Regions from separate parts of the Homo sapiens genome. Here region 1 is linked to region 2. A link is a loop called in an ENCODE intact Hi-C map of the cell type or tissue named here. Cell type or tissue: gastrocnemius medialis. All regions are shown on one strand. Each heading gives the region's core, and the rest is flanking DNA. Links, peaks and the distances in the headings are about the cores only.

The links. Hi-C counts contacts between places; a loop is a spot of excess contacts. Peaks named below come from ENCODE experiments on the same cell type or tissue, not always from the same donor. Only the 100,000 strongest peaks of a DNase experiment are listed, where the experiment ranks them.
Region 1: a loop joins it to region 2, with 12 times the contacts of the local background. A loop is called at or near these places in 35 of 110 quality-filtered maps.

The regions. Positions count from the first base shown.
Region 1 is chr17:69,524,122-69,528,121 of GRCh38, forward strand. MAP2K6 (mitogen-activated protein kinase kinase 6) reads left to right here. Exons shown (of 12, transcript NM_002758.4): 9 at 780-857; 10 at 2,449-2,588. Among named protein-coding and RNA genes, the nearest start is that of MAP2K6-AS1, 41 kb to the left of the region's middle. In gastrocnemius medialis, for the core only: CTCF peaks have their summits at 2,050 (motif pointing right) and 2,256; a DNase peak (open chromatin) is centred at 1,960; H3K27ac peaks cover 3,114 bases.
Region 2 is chr17:70,548,747-70,557,369 of GRCh38, forward strand. No RefSeq gene overlaps it. Among named protein-coding and RNA genes, the nearest start is that of KCNJ2, 380 kb to the left of the region's middle. In gastrocnemius medialis, for the core only: a CTCF peak has its summit at 3,897 (motif pointing left); no DNase peak of the experiment used is centred there.

The sequences.
Region 1 (4,000 bases), core at 1-4,000, 1.0 Mb before region 2:
TGCCACCACATGTGCGATTAGGTTTTAACCTGTGGATTTTGGTGGGGCACAGACATAGTTATATATATATTACTTTAAAAAAATCAAGTGAAAGAGATACGTTATTTGAAAAAATATATACACAATACATATAGCCTGCACAGTTTTCCACACTGTATTGCAGGGGAGTATTACCTTGTTTGTTGAGGACAAAATAGTAAATAGAGCTTAAATTACCCAAACAAGGCAGTTAGATTAGTTATGAGAGGACCTCACAGCTGTGAAGATTCACCGTCATTAGCAGAGACCTTGCAATCCCCTTTAACTGGAGGAACGGCCACTAGATTCTACCTGGAAATGGACTTGTGCTTTGAATTGAAAAGCTTCCTGTCTGTGTTTAGCTAAAAATTGCTCAGGTCTATTAGCATGGGACAGTAGCCCAGTGACACTTGTTTTATTGAGTTCTGGACTGTTCATGTTTTAAACAAGGATAATTCTAGATGGGCAAAGTAGCTTTATAATGTATACCCTGTTTCTTCTTAAGGCAAATTTTAAATTTGTTATGAAAGGAACTTGATCCATTACTGTGTCCAAGAAAAGACAAACACAGAAGAAGGGAAACCCCACGGAGGCATTGATATTTGTTGTAGTTAACCGGGTCTTCTTGGCCTTGGTGGCATGTTAACAGCTTATAACAACTCACTTGGCAGCTGGTGCTACCCCCATCCCCAGAGACTATTGAGCTAAGAACGTTATCTCAATTGTCTTCCCAGTTTCTCAGTTGTCTGTCTTCTTTCCAGCCTGAAAGAATAAACCCAGAGCTCAACCAGAAGGGATACAGTGTGAAGTCTGACATTTGGAGTCTGGGCATCACGATGGTAGTGTATGCCAATCATCATGAACTATGAGGTTGTGGGTAATGAAACTAGAATGAGGTGGACGTTGGGTTCAAGAAACAAATGCCCTAAATGCTGGTTTGGGGCGCCCTCTCCTGCTGAGCTGGTAGGAGATTTTGAGTAATAATTGTTTGTATTGTGGTACAATAAAAACACTGATATGGGATTGGGGAAACCAATCTTTCTCTTGATTCCACCTCTGACGAGCTGTATGCCTTTTTGAGTAATTGTTACAGTCACATGGACTATCTTCCTATCCTCCTCTGTAAAACGAGAGGATCTGACCAGATTCCTTATAGTTTAAAATTAAATTATTCGAGCCAAGGCAAGAAGCTTAAGCTGTGCAAAGAATGCTAATGTGCGTGAACCCTGATAGGGCCGTGTTATCCAGGACATAGACTATGCTTCCCAGGATATTTTTATTGGAGAAGTAGAAGTCAAAGTCTGATCAGGTCAGTGTATTAGTTCGTTTTCACACTGCTGATAAAAGCATCCCCAAGACTGAGTAATTTAAAAGAAAAAGAGGTTTAATGGACTCACAGTTCCATGCAGCTGGGGAGGCCTCACGATCATGGCGGAAGGTGAAAGGCACATCTTATATGGCGGCAGACAAGAGAGAATGAGATGAGACAGCCAAGTGAAAAGGGAGATGCTTCATAAAACCATCAGATCTCGTGAGACTTTTTCACTACCATGAGAACCATAGAACAGTATGGGGGAACCACCCCCATGATTCAATTGTTTCCCACTGGGTCCCTCCCACAACATGTAGGAATTATGGGAGCTACAATTCAAGATGAGATTTGGGTGGGGACACAGCCCAACCGTATCAGTCAGGTATATCCTCAATACATGATAACCAATAGGATGATTTCCTTAGACACAGCCCTAAAGTTATATGATTTATTCATAACTTATTCATAACTTTGGTGATTGTAAATTTCATAACTTTGGTGGTCATACATTTTCAGTGGATCACCAAGGTCTGGAATTATCCACTGTGGTCCTGGCTCCTCCCCAGGCACAGCAGCTGAATAAATCCCATGAGTTATTTCTCCTGCCTGCCCAGAAAGCACATGATCCTGTAATGCAAAGTGGCCTTTTCTCAAGTCCAAAAAAAGATCTGTCATTTGGTTCTAGGTTGCTTTTTCTCCCTGTCATTTCACCAAGGGACCTGAAGGTGGCAGTAGATGCTCGGCTCTGGAAAGATCTTAGGCTGGGAATTACTTGTCAGACCAAACGTTTGAAATCCTCGTAGCTTTACATCCTGAAGTTTAATACGGTTGGCTTACAATTTTTATGAAGTGCCACAGTGGGTTTTAGTGAGGGTCCCCATTTTAGATAGGCTTAAGTGGCTGTGTCTAGTAAGTAATATTTAAAAATCCCTAGCACTAGGAATTTGGGGAAAATTGCTAGAGAACAAATTATTAGTTTATTTCCTGCCCCCCTACCCCTGGACTTATACTTGAACTTTGCCTTGTGTTTCCTGCTGTCTATCCACAAATGAAACGTGGGTGATTCCCTAAAGCAGCCCTGTTGAAACTGTTGTCTCCTTTTTTCTTCTTTTCTCCAGATTGAGTTGGCCATCCTTCGATTTCCCTATGATTCATGGGGAACTCCATTTCAGCAGCTCAAACAGGTGGTAGAGGAGCCATCGCCACAACTCCCAGCAGACAAGTTCTCTGCAGAGTTTGTTGACTTTACCTCACAGTGGTAAGACAGCCTCACCTCCCAAGTGTCAGTGTGAAAGAAGAAGATGAGTTCTCATGAATTTCTTCCATCGGGGTTGAATCCATCATGCATACATTCATTCCGAAAGCATTTGTGGAGTATGCCCTCTCTGCTGGAGAAGCAAAGATGACCGTATCACACTCCCTGCCCTCACTGAGCCCAAAGTCAAGTAGAGAAGTCTCATAAATGAATAATTATAGTATAATGTGGCAAGTCCAGTGATAGAGATAGGGGCATAGGCGATTTAAGGAACTCAGAGGGAAGACCTCAGGATAGGCTTTTCTGGAGGAGATAAATCTGGAGCTGCGATCACGAGAGGAATTTTCCAGACAAAAGGGAAATAGGAAAGGAAACATATTCCAAACAGAAGGAACATCATTCACAATGTCACGAAAGCAAGAAACTCCTTTATGTGAGCTTTAAGCAATTTGATGTTGATTAAAGCATAAAGAGAAAGCTGATAGGACCCACTAGAGGCCTGGGGATAGGAAGTAGAGGCAAAGAATTACTTTCGGTGAGAAGATAGTGGGTAGTTTGAGAGTGTTTCTTAGGTCCCCAGAAGTCTTGTAGAACCTTGGTTGCTACTGAATACTTGCTAACTGTGGAGAAACTTGCCCACCATAAGAGACAATGCTGAAGTTCTGGGAAGGGAATCCAAAGGAAGTTGGGGTGGAAAGTGGGAGGGAGCCATACTCATGAGGTGAACTATATTTTCATGAAAACTGCCAGGGCAGTCAAGAAAAGCAAGAGGGGAAAGTATTCTCTAGACAATCCAGTAATTTCTATCTGCATAGAGGTCATGATGCCTAGCATGGCTTGATAGTAATGATCATGGCAAGTGATGCTGGAAGCAGGATGCCAGAAGTGAAGCACACCCCTGAGCCAGGTTAGCGTATTTGGCCATCCGGGAGAAGTAGATGAGAATTAGGAGGAAGGGGGCTCGGAGATGGTGGCAGGCCCAGCTGTGACCCTGGGAGGGGAGCCGTTCTGAGTACTCACTGCTGGGGAAGGGCCTGGAGCTCTGAAGGCTGTTTGAGGTACTGAGGAAGCTGAAGGAACATCTTCCCCGTGGCTTCATTCCTCAGCCTCCATGGTTTTTAGAAGTGCTGTGAGGCAGGGCACCCGCGCCTGTAATCCCAGTACTTTGGGAGGCCAAGGCGAGTGGATCACCTGAGGTCAGGAGTTCAAGACCAGCCTGGCCAAAATGGTGAAAACCTGACTCTACTAAAAATACAAAAAATTAACTGGGCATGGTGGTGGACAGCTGTAATCTCGGGAGGCTGAGGCAGGAGAACCGCTTGAACCTGGGAAGTGGAGGCTGCAGTGAGCCGAGATCACGCCATTGCACTCCAGCCTGAGCAACAAGAATAAAACTTCGTCTCAAAAAAAAAAAA
Region 2 (8,623 bases), core at 2,062-6,061:
TGATGGGTCTTGACTCTTTATCCAACTTGCCAGTCTGTGTCTTTTAATTGCAGAATTTAGTCCATTTATATTTAAAGTTAATATTGTTATGTGTGAATTTGATCCTGTCATTATGATGTTAGCTGGTGATTTTGCTCATTAGTTGATGCAGTTTCTTCCTAGTCTTGATGGTCTTTACATTTTGGCATGATTTTGCAGCGGCTGGTACCGGTTGTTCCTTTCCATGTTTAGCACTTCCTTCAGGAGCTCTTTTAGGGCAGGCCTGGTGGTGACAAAATCTCTCAGCATTTGCTTGTCTATAAAGTATTTTATTTCTCCTTCACTTATGAAGCTTAGTTTGGCTGGATATGAAATTCTGGGTTGAAAATTCTTTTCTTTAAGAATGTTGAATATTGGCCCCCACTCTCTTCTGGCTTGTAGGGTTTCTGCCGAGAGATCCGCTGTTAGTCTGATGGGCTTTCCTTTGAGGGTAACCCGACCTTTCTCTCTGGCTGCCCTTAACATTTTTTCCTTCATTTCAACTTTGGTGAATCTGACAATTATGTGTCTTGGAGTTGCTCTTCTCGAGGAGTATCTTTGTGGTGTTCTCTGTATTTCCTGAATCTGAACGTTGGCCTGCCTTGCTAGATTGGGGAAGTTCTCCTGGATAATATCCTGCAGAGTGTTTTCCAACTTGGTTCCATTCTCCACATCACTTTCAGGTACACCAATCAGACGTAGATTTGGTCTTTTCACATAGTCCCATATTTCTTGGAGGCTTTGCTCATTTCTTTTTATTCTTTTTTCTCTAAACTTCCCTTCTCGCTTCATTTCATTCATTTCATCTTCCATTGCTGATACCCTTTCTTCCAGTTGATCGCATCGGCTCCTGAGGCTTCTGCATTCTTCACGTAGTTCTCGAGCCTTGGTTTTCAGCTCCATCAGCTCCTTTAAGCACTTCTCTGTATTGGTTATTCTAGTTATACATTCTTCTAAATTTTTTTCAAAGTTTTCAACTTCTTTGCCTTTGGTTTGAATGTCCTCCCGTAGCTCAGAGTAATTTGATCGTCTGAAGCCTTCTTCTCTCAGCTCGTCAAAATCATTCTCCATCCAGCTTTGTTCTGTTGCTGGTGAGGAACTGCGTTCCTTTGGAGGAGGAGAGGCGCTCTGCGTTTTAGAGTTTCCAGTTTTTCTGTTCTGTTTTTTCCCCATCTTTGTGGTTTTATCTACTTTTGGTCTTTGATGATGGTGATGTACAGATGGGTTTTCGGTGTAGATGTCCTTTCTGGTTGTTAGTTTTCCTTCTAACAGACAGGACCCTCAGCTGCAGGTCTGTTGGAATACCCTGCCGTGTGAGGTGTCAGTGTGCCCCTGCTGGGGGGTGCCTCCCAGTTAGGCTGCTCGGGGGTCAGGGGTCAGGGACCCACTTGAGGAGGCAGTCTGCCCGTTCTCAGATCTCCAGCTGCGTGCTGGGAGAACCACTGCTCTCTTCAAAGCTGTCAGACAGGGACACTTAAGTCTGCAGAGGTTACTGCTGTCTTTTTGTTTGTCTGTGCCCTGCCCCCAGAGGTGGAGCCTACAGAGGCAGGCAGGCCTCCTGGAGCTGTGGTGGGCTCCACCCAGTTCGAGCTTCCCTGCTGCTTTGTTTACCTAAGCAAGCCTGGGCAATGGCGGGCGCCCCTCCCCCAGCCTCGTTGCCGCCTTGCAGTTTGATCTCAGACTGCTGTGCTAGCAATCAGCGAGATTCCGTGGGCGTAGGACCCTCTGAGCCAGGTGTGGGATATAGTCTCGTGGTGCGCCGTTTCTTAAGCCGGTCTGAAAAGCGCAATATTCGGGTGGGAGTGACCCGATTTTCCAGGTGCGTCCGTCACCCCTTTCTTTGACTCGGAAAGGGAACTCCCTGACCCCTTGAGCTTCCCGAGTGAGGCAATGCCTCGCCCTGCTTCGGCTCGCGCACGGTGCGCGCACACACTGGCCTGCGCCCACTGTCTGGCACTCCCTAGTGAGATGAACCCGGTACCTCAGATGGAAATGCAGAAATCACCCGTCTTCTGCGTCGCTCACGCTGGGAGCTGTAGACCAGAGCTGTTCCTATTCGGCCATCTTGGCTCCTCCCTCTCCAAGCCTTTCTTGAATCTAGGTAGAGCCATGTGACTAGGTGCTGCCAATAGAATATGCATGGTAGTTATTGGGTTCTCCAGGCTGAAGCAGTGAATGAGTGGGTGTCCCCTTTTTCCTTGTTCCCTCTCTCTCTGTATCTCACTGTGTGTGAGTGTGTGTGTGTGTGTGTGTATGGAAGCTGGAAGAAAGCTGAGGCCAGGGGAGAAGGTGGAGAGCCATAAGATGTTCATGAGCATTACCTGACAAGTACCCGCTTTTGTTGCTGTGTGAAGAGTAAGTGAAATTTTTATTTTGTTAATTCAAGGAGATTTTAGGGGTCCATCTGTTATAGTAGCTACCCTTACCCTAAATGGTACCCTGGTTTAGGCCAGTCATGATTCATCCTCTGAAAGTAGAGTGACAGGGCCTATTTTCCTTAAGTTCTTGATGTCTCCCTGCTCTTAACCTATTAATTGAGCCTCTGTTACCAGGTATAGATATTATAACAATAGTAGAAAGTGTCTCCCACAGTACGTCATAACAATTTTTGTATGCCTGTTGAAAATACAGAGCCCTTAACTCTTCCCCAGGATTACTGAATTAGGCTCAGCTGTCTACATATTTAAAAGTACTCTAAATGATTCTAATGTACCCTGAATTTGGACACAACTGCTCCATAAGGTGTCATGGAGCAGCAACCCATGGATCATCAATGTACCGTCCTCCTCCAGAGCATTGATGTGCTGAGAAGTAGAAGGTATTAGAGGCAGAAGCCATCATTCCTTACAAGGGAGAATGGGAGTAGTGGGTCTTGATGCCGACAGCAGACACAGGGATGATGTCCACCGTAACCTGGATAACGTCATAATAATGTAACATAGTAAATATGATTTAAAGGAGGAGTACCTTCAAAATAAGACAGGAAGAAGCCTGTCAAGTCACTCAAGCTCTTCTTTGCCCCAAAACAGTTGCCTATGACACTTTACCAAAGCATTATTACTTAAAGGTTTTAAAGTAACATAGACCAGCAGCACCACCTTGCATGCCATATTTGAGCTTTTTAAAGAGCCCATTGCCTAGTAAGGGTACATGAATTCAGTAAGGCATAGGTCTGCTAGACACAGGCATTCAACGCTCTGGAGGAGATTATATGAAACTAAGAGTTGAGAGTCACTTTTGAGTGATGTAGCGACGCAAATAAGAATTTTCAAATCTGTCAAAATGTAGGCTGTTAAGTTTGACCTGGGGCACTAAGTCTGAAGGGTTAACAGAGAAGTGATGAGCCAATGTAAAGCTGTATACACACGTGCACACACACAGGAGCTGGGTGAGAATGTTCATAAAGCAACAGGGAAATGTGGTTAGTGAGCACCTGGCAAAATGGCTTTACAAATGCTTTCCCTGAGTTTTAGGTAGAGGAATGTCTTGTTGGTGTAAGCATACAAACCAAAGAGCTCTGAAGTAATTCACTATTGCCTTGAACTTTAGGTGACCCAAATCAAGGAATAAGGGATAGCTTAATTTAATGAAAGTAGAAGGTAAAAAAAAAAAAAAAAAAAAGTTCAGTCTATTTGGTAAGAAAACCTCTTTGGCAAACAGCAGACATGATGTTGCTGATGGAATCTTTAAAGAGGTAGCGGATTTGGTGAAGGACTTGTGTTTGGCATGGAAGGGCTGGGCAAGAAGAACCCTCTCCATTGCATAGCAGAGGGTTCCCCCTTTCAAGCGTGCTTAGGGAGATGGAGTTAGTGGCTGAAACACAAATTTAAGCCCTTTGAAATGTAATATCCTACGCCCTCTGGTGGTTACATTTTTTAAAAATCGTACTAAAGAAAACAGGTTGAAGAAATCATAGAATGCCAATTACAGGAATAACAGGGATCTTAAGTGTCATTTGTCAGAGCTGTATTCAAGATGCCCTTATCGTTAGTTAAAGGTGTCAGCCCCTGAATCAGAAAGAAAAAAAAAGCCTTATTTAATCAGTTTTGCAAATGCTTGAGAAGTCAGCTTTCTCCCGGTTTTTCTCCATCACTTTTCAGGAACTTTTCCATTATGCCTCTGTCGTCAGAATACTTCCGAGATTTGGAAGATAGTGACTCCACTTGGGATGGCTCTGAGGTCCTGCTCCTTCTTGGTATTTTGATAGAAAAGCCTTTTGCCACTCAAAGGGGAATTTCTAAAAGAAACTTCAAACCACACAATTACTTTAAAAGGGTGATCACACAGTAATACATTGAATGATGCCTGGCCAGGATCTAACAAACTTGTCTGTTTCCCTCTTTGTTGTGTCTGGGAGACAGAAAGACAGCCTGGCCATTCTCATGGCAAACTGTCATTAAATTATATCAAGTGTAAATAGTTGTGACTGACACTGTTAACAAAGAACAGGAATCCAGGAACAAAAGGGCACTTCAATGAAGATTAGATGTTCCTTAAGCAACAGATTTTAAGGACCTAGATTCCATAAAATTAGAGTTCTGATTAAGTCTTATAGATATATGTGTATGACATATGCAAGAGGACTTAGATAAAAATTTCAGAGAAAAATTGAATTAAAGATAAAAATTAAAAATACAAGCTTTGTCAACATAAGCTTCCTCAAGTTCAGGACACTTTTGTAAGTGATGATACCTGCCATTTAGTCCACCTATAAAAAACCGATGGTCCTTGGAATTTAACCATGTCAATGCAGTGTTTTTTCCATATTAGCTGAAGAAAAATAGGTACCTTAAAATTTTTTGTTTTAGGATCAGAAAACAAAAAGAAGTCAGAAGGATCCAGATTAGGACTGTAACATGGATACTTAATGATTTCCCATTAAAACTCTCATAAAATTGTCTTTGTTTATTAGAGGGATGAGCAGGAGCATTGTCCTGGTGGAGAAGCACTCTTTGGTGAAGCTTTCCTGTGTGTTTTTCTGCTAAAGCTTTGGCTTTCTCATAACACTCTTATCATAAGCAGATGTTATTATTCTTTGGCCCTCCAGCAAATCAACAAACAAAATGCCTCAAGCATCTCAAAAAACTGTTGTCATGATCTTTGCTCTTGGCTGGTCTACTTTGGCTATGACTGGACCACTTCTATTTCTTGGGAGCCATTATTTTGATTGTGCTTTGACAGCAGGACACACTAATAAAGCCATGTTTCCTCTCCTGTTACAATTCTTTGAAGAATACTTCAGGATCTTGATTCTATTTGTTTAAAATTTTCATTGAAAGCTCTGTTCTTGTCTGCAGCTGATTTGTGCACAACAGTTTTTGCACCTATCAAGGGGAAAGTTTACTCACCTTTAATTTTTCAGTCAAAATTGTGTGGCTCACGCCTGTAATCCCAGCACTTTGGGAGGCCTAGGCAGGTGGCTTACCTGAGGTCAGGAGTTCGAGACCAGCCTGCCCAACATGGCCAAACCCCATCTCTACTAAAAATACAAAAAATTATCAGGGTGGATGTGGTGGTGGGTGCCTGTAATCCCAGCTACTCGGGAGTCTGAGGCAGGAGAAGCACTTGAACTGGGGAGGCAGAAGTTGCAGTGAGCTGAGGTTGCACTCCAGCCTGGGCGACAAGAGCGAAACTCCGTCTCAAAGAAAAAAAAAGAAAAGCAAGAAAAAAGCCGTGTAAACTAAACGAATTGAAATATCTATTGTGTTGGCTGTTGGTTCTGCTATTAATTGGTGGTTCTCTTCAATTAAGGCATAAACAAAATTAATTTTTTTCTTGCAAACTGATGTCGATGGTCTGCTCCTTTGGGCTCATTTCAACATCATCTCATTGACAATTTAAAGTGAGTTACTCATTTATAAATTACTGATTTATTTGGGACATTGTTTCCATAAACTTTTCATAAAGTGACAATGATTTTGCCATTCTTTCGCCCAAGCTTTACCATAAATTTGATGTTTGTTCTTGCTTCAATTTTGGAAGAATTCATATTGCTTTGATAGGGAATCATTTCAAACTCATGTTTTGTAATTCTTAGTGCCTCTAATTAGATCCTGTTCAGTCATATTGTAACAAATTGGTACAAGTTTATTTGGTGCAAAATTTTTTTTGAAATCTATACGTAGATTTTGCAAAATAAACATTTTCCATAAAGCTTCTGACAACCCCTTATTTATAGCAAGATCTTTATTTAGCTAGATATGTAAAGCTAGAATATACATTCATACAATGCAAACAGCATAATATATGTTTAACAAATATTTACGAATAAATCAAAGGAGGAGAAATCTGAAAAGGTCTTATATTTTGTGCCTAGATTTTTCTGAAAATTCATTTTCTAACAAATCATACGGTGATTTTGATTTGGTGGTGGGAAGAGTGGTGGGTGGGTTGGAGGATGTTGTTAAATTGGAGAAAATTTAGATTCAGAGCAAAATAAAAGGTATCTTTAAAACATTTTTTGTTTTTTAAATTTGTTTGTATTTTCTATTTTCATTTTTTTCTACATTTAAATAAGAAAGTTTGTATTATGCAAATCCCAGGAACTGTATTAAGTTGAATTATCACTATAGAGGTGAATGGTTCCGTAAAATACAGTTAGTGGAACCTTGTTAAAAACACCCTAATATCCTAAAATGACTTTGAAATGTGATCTGAAAACCCTGTCATTTTCCAGTTTGAAAATGTAGAAATCTAAAACCAATTATAATAGAGAAAAAAATTTAAGTGAATGTGATTTTGTGTGTTGTTAGGAGTCCCTTCACTTTCCTGTGTACAATTGGCTTTCCTATATGAAAGCACTTGCATTTGATGGCCCGTTTATAAGGAAAACCTTTGATTGCAACCTTTTGGAATTCGTTATGTTTATTTCCAGCTGGACATCAATTTAACTGACCATTGTGTTTGGCTTCCAGTTATGAAATGAAGGAATCTCTAGGTTTAAAAATCCTAATAATTGTTTCTGAAGCAGCTTTAACCACTGGCAGTCCAGCAGATATTCACTGAGGCACTAGTATTTCTCTTGAGTTAAAAGAAAAAGAAAAAGAAAAAAGAATGAAGAAAAAAAAGGAAGGAAGGAAAGAAGAGAGCTGGAGAGAGGGAATGAGGGAGGGGGAAAGGAGGGAGAGAGGGAGAAAGGGATATTTAGCAGCTCTGTAGATTTCTCTTAAAAAGAAACACTTAAACAATGTACTTTCACACATTTGTCCAGTGCAGTTACTGGCATATAACTGATTCACAATAATGATTTTTAATTAAACTCTTGGTCCCAGTGCAAAAAATAAATATGCCCAGAAAATAAAAATATAAAAGCCTCACCAAAACTTTAATAACTTTAATAAACTTTTATTATGTTAATTGACATATAATTGCACAGATTTATGGGGACCAGTGTGATGTTTTGATACATGTATGCAATGTGTAATGATCAAATCAAGGTAATTAGCAAATCCAAACCTTAAATACTTATTATCTCTTTGTGTTGAGAACATTCAAAATTCTCTCTTCTGATTGCTAAAAAAATAGAATAAATTGTTAACTACAGTCACCTTACAAATGCTGTGAAACACTAGAACTTATTCCTTCTATCTTGCTGTAATTTTGTTTTGGTTAAACAACGTCTCCTTATCCCTGCTCACTTTTCATCCTTTAGTAACCACTATTCTACTCTCTACTTCTATGAGATTGACATTTTAGCTTCCATATATGAGTGAGAACATGCAGTGTTTATCTTTCTGAACCTGGCTTATTTCACTTAACACAGTGTCCTACAGATTCATCCACATTGCCACTAATGATAGAATGTTACTCTTTTTTAATGACTGAATATTCCATTCTATATTATAATTATATATAATGGAGTAATATGTATTTATAATATAGTTGTTTATATATGTGTGTGTGTGTGTATATATATATGTGTGTGTGTGTGTATAGCCATTATGGAAAGTAATATAATTATATATGTATATATAAAATCACATCTATATGTAAAACTTTTTATTTCTTTGTTCAGTCTTGTAGGTTATATGTATCCAGGAATTTACCTATGTCCTTTAGGTTTTCTAATTTGTTATTTTACATATATATATATATATATATATATATATATATATATATATACACACACACACACACACACACACACACACACACACATATATATATATATAAACATTTTCCTTTTCCATTCACCTGTAGATGGGCATTGAGGTCATTTCCATATCTTGGCTGTTGTAAATAGTGCGGCCATAAACATTAGAAGCCTTGTCTTCAGGTTCAGAAATTCTTCTTTTTGATTTAGTCTCTTATTAAAGCTATTGATTGTAATTTTTTTTGTTTTTTATTATGTTTTTTGGCTCCAAGGTTTTTGTTTAGTTCTTTTAAAGGTATCTATCTCATTGTTGAATTTTTCTTTCAAATCACGAATTTTTTCTTTTTCTTTTTTTTGAGATGGAGTCTCACTCTGTCACCCAGGCTGGAGTATGGTGGCGCGATCTCGGCTCACTGCAACCTCTGCCTACCGGGTTCAAGCGATTCTTCTGCCTCAGCCTCCCAGGTAGCTATGACTACAGGCGCGTGCCACCATACCTGGCTGATTTTTGCA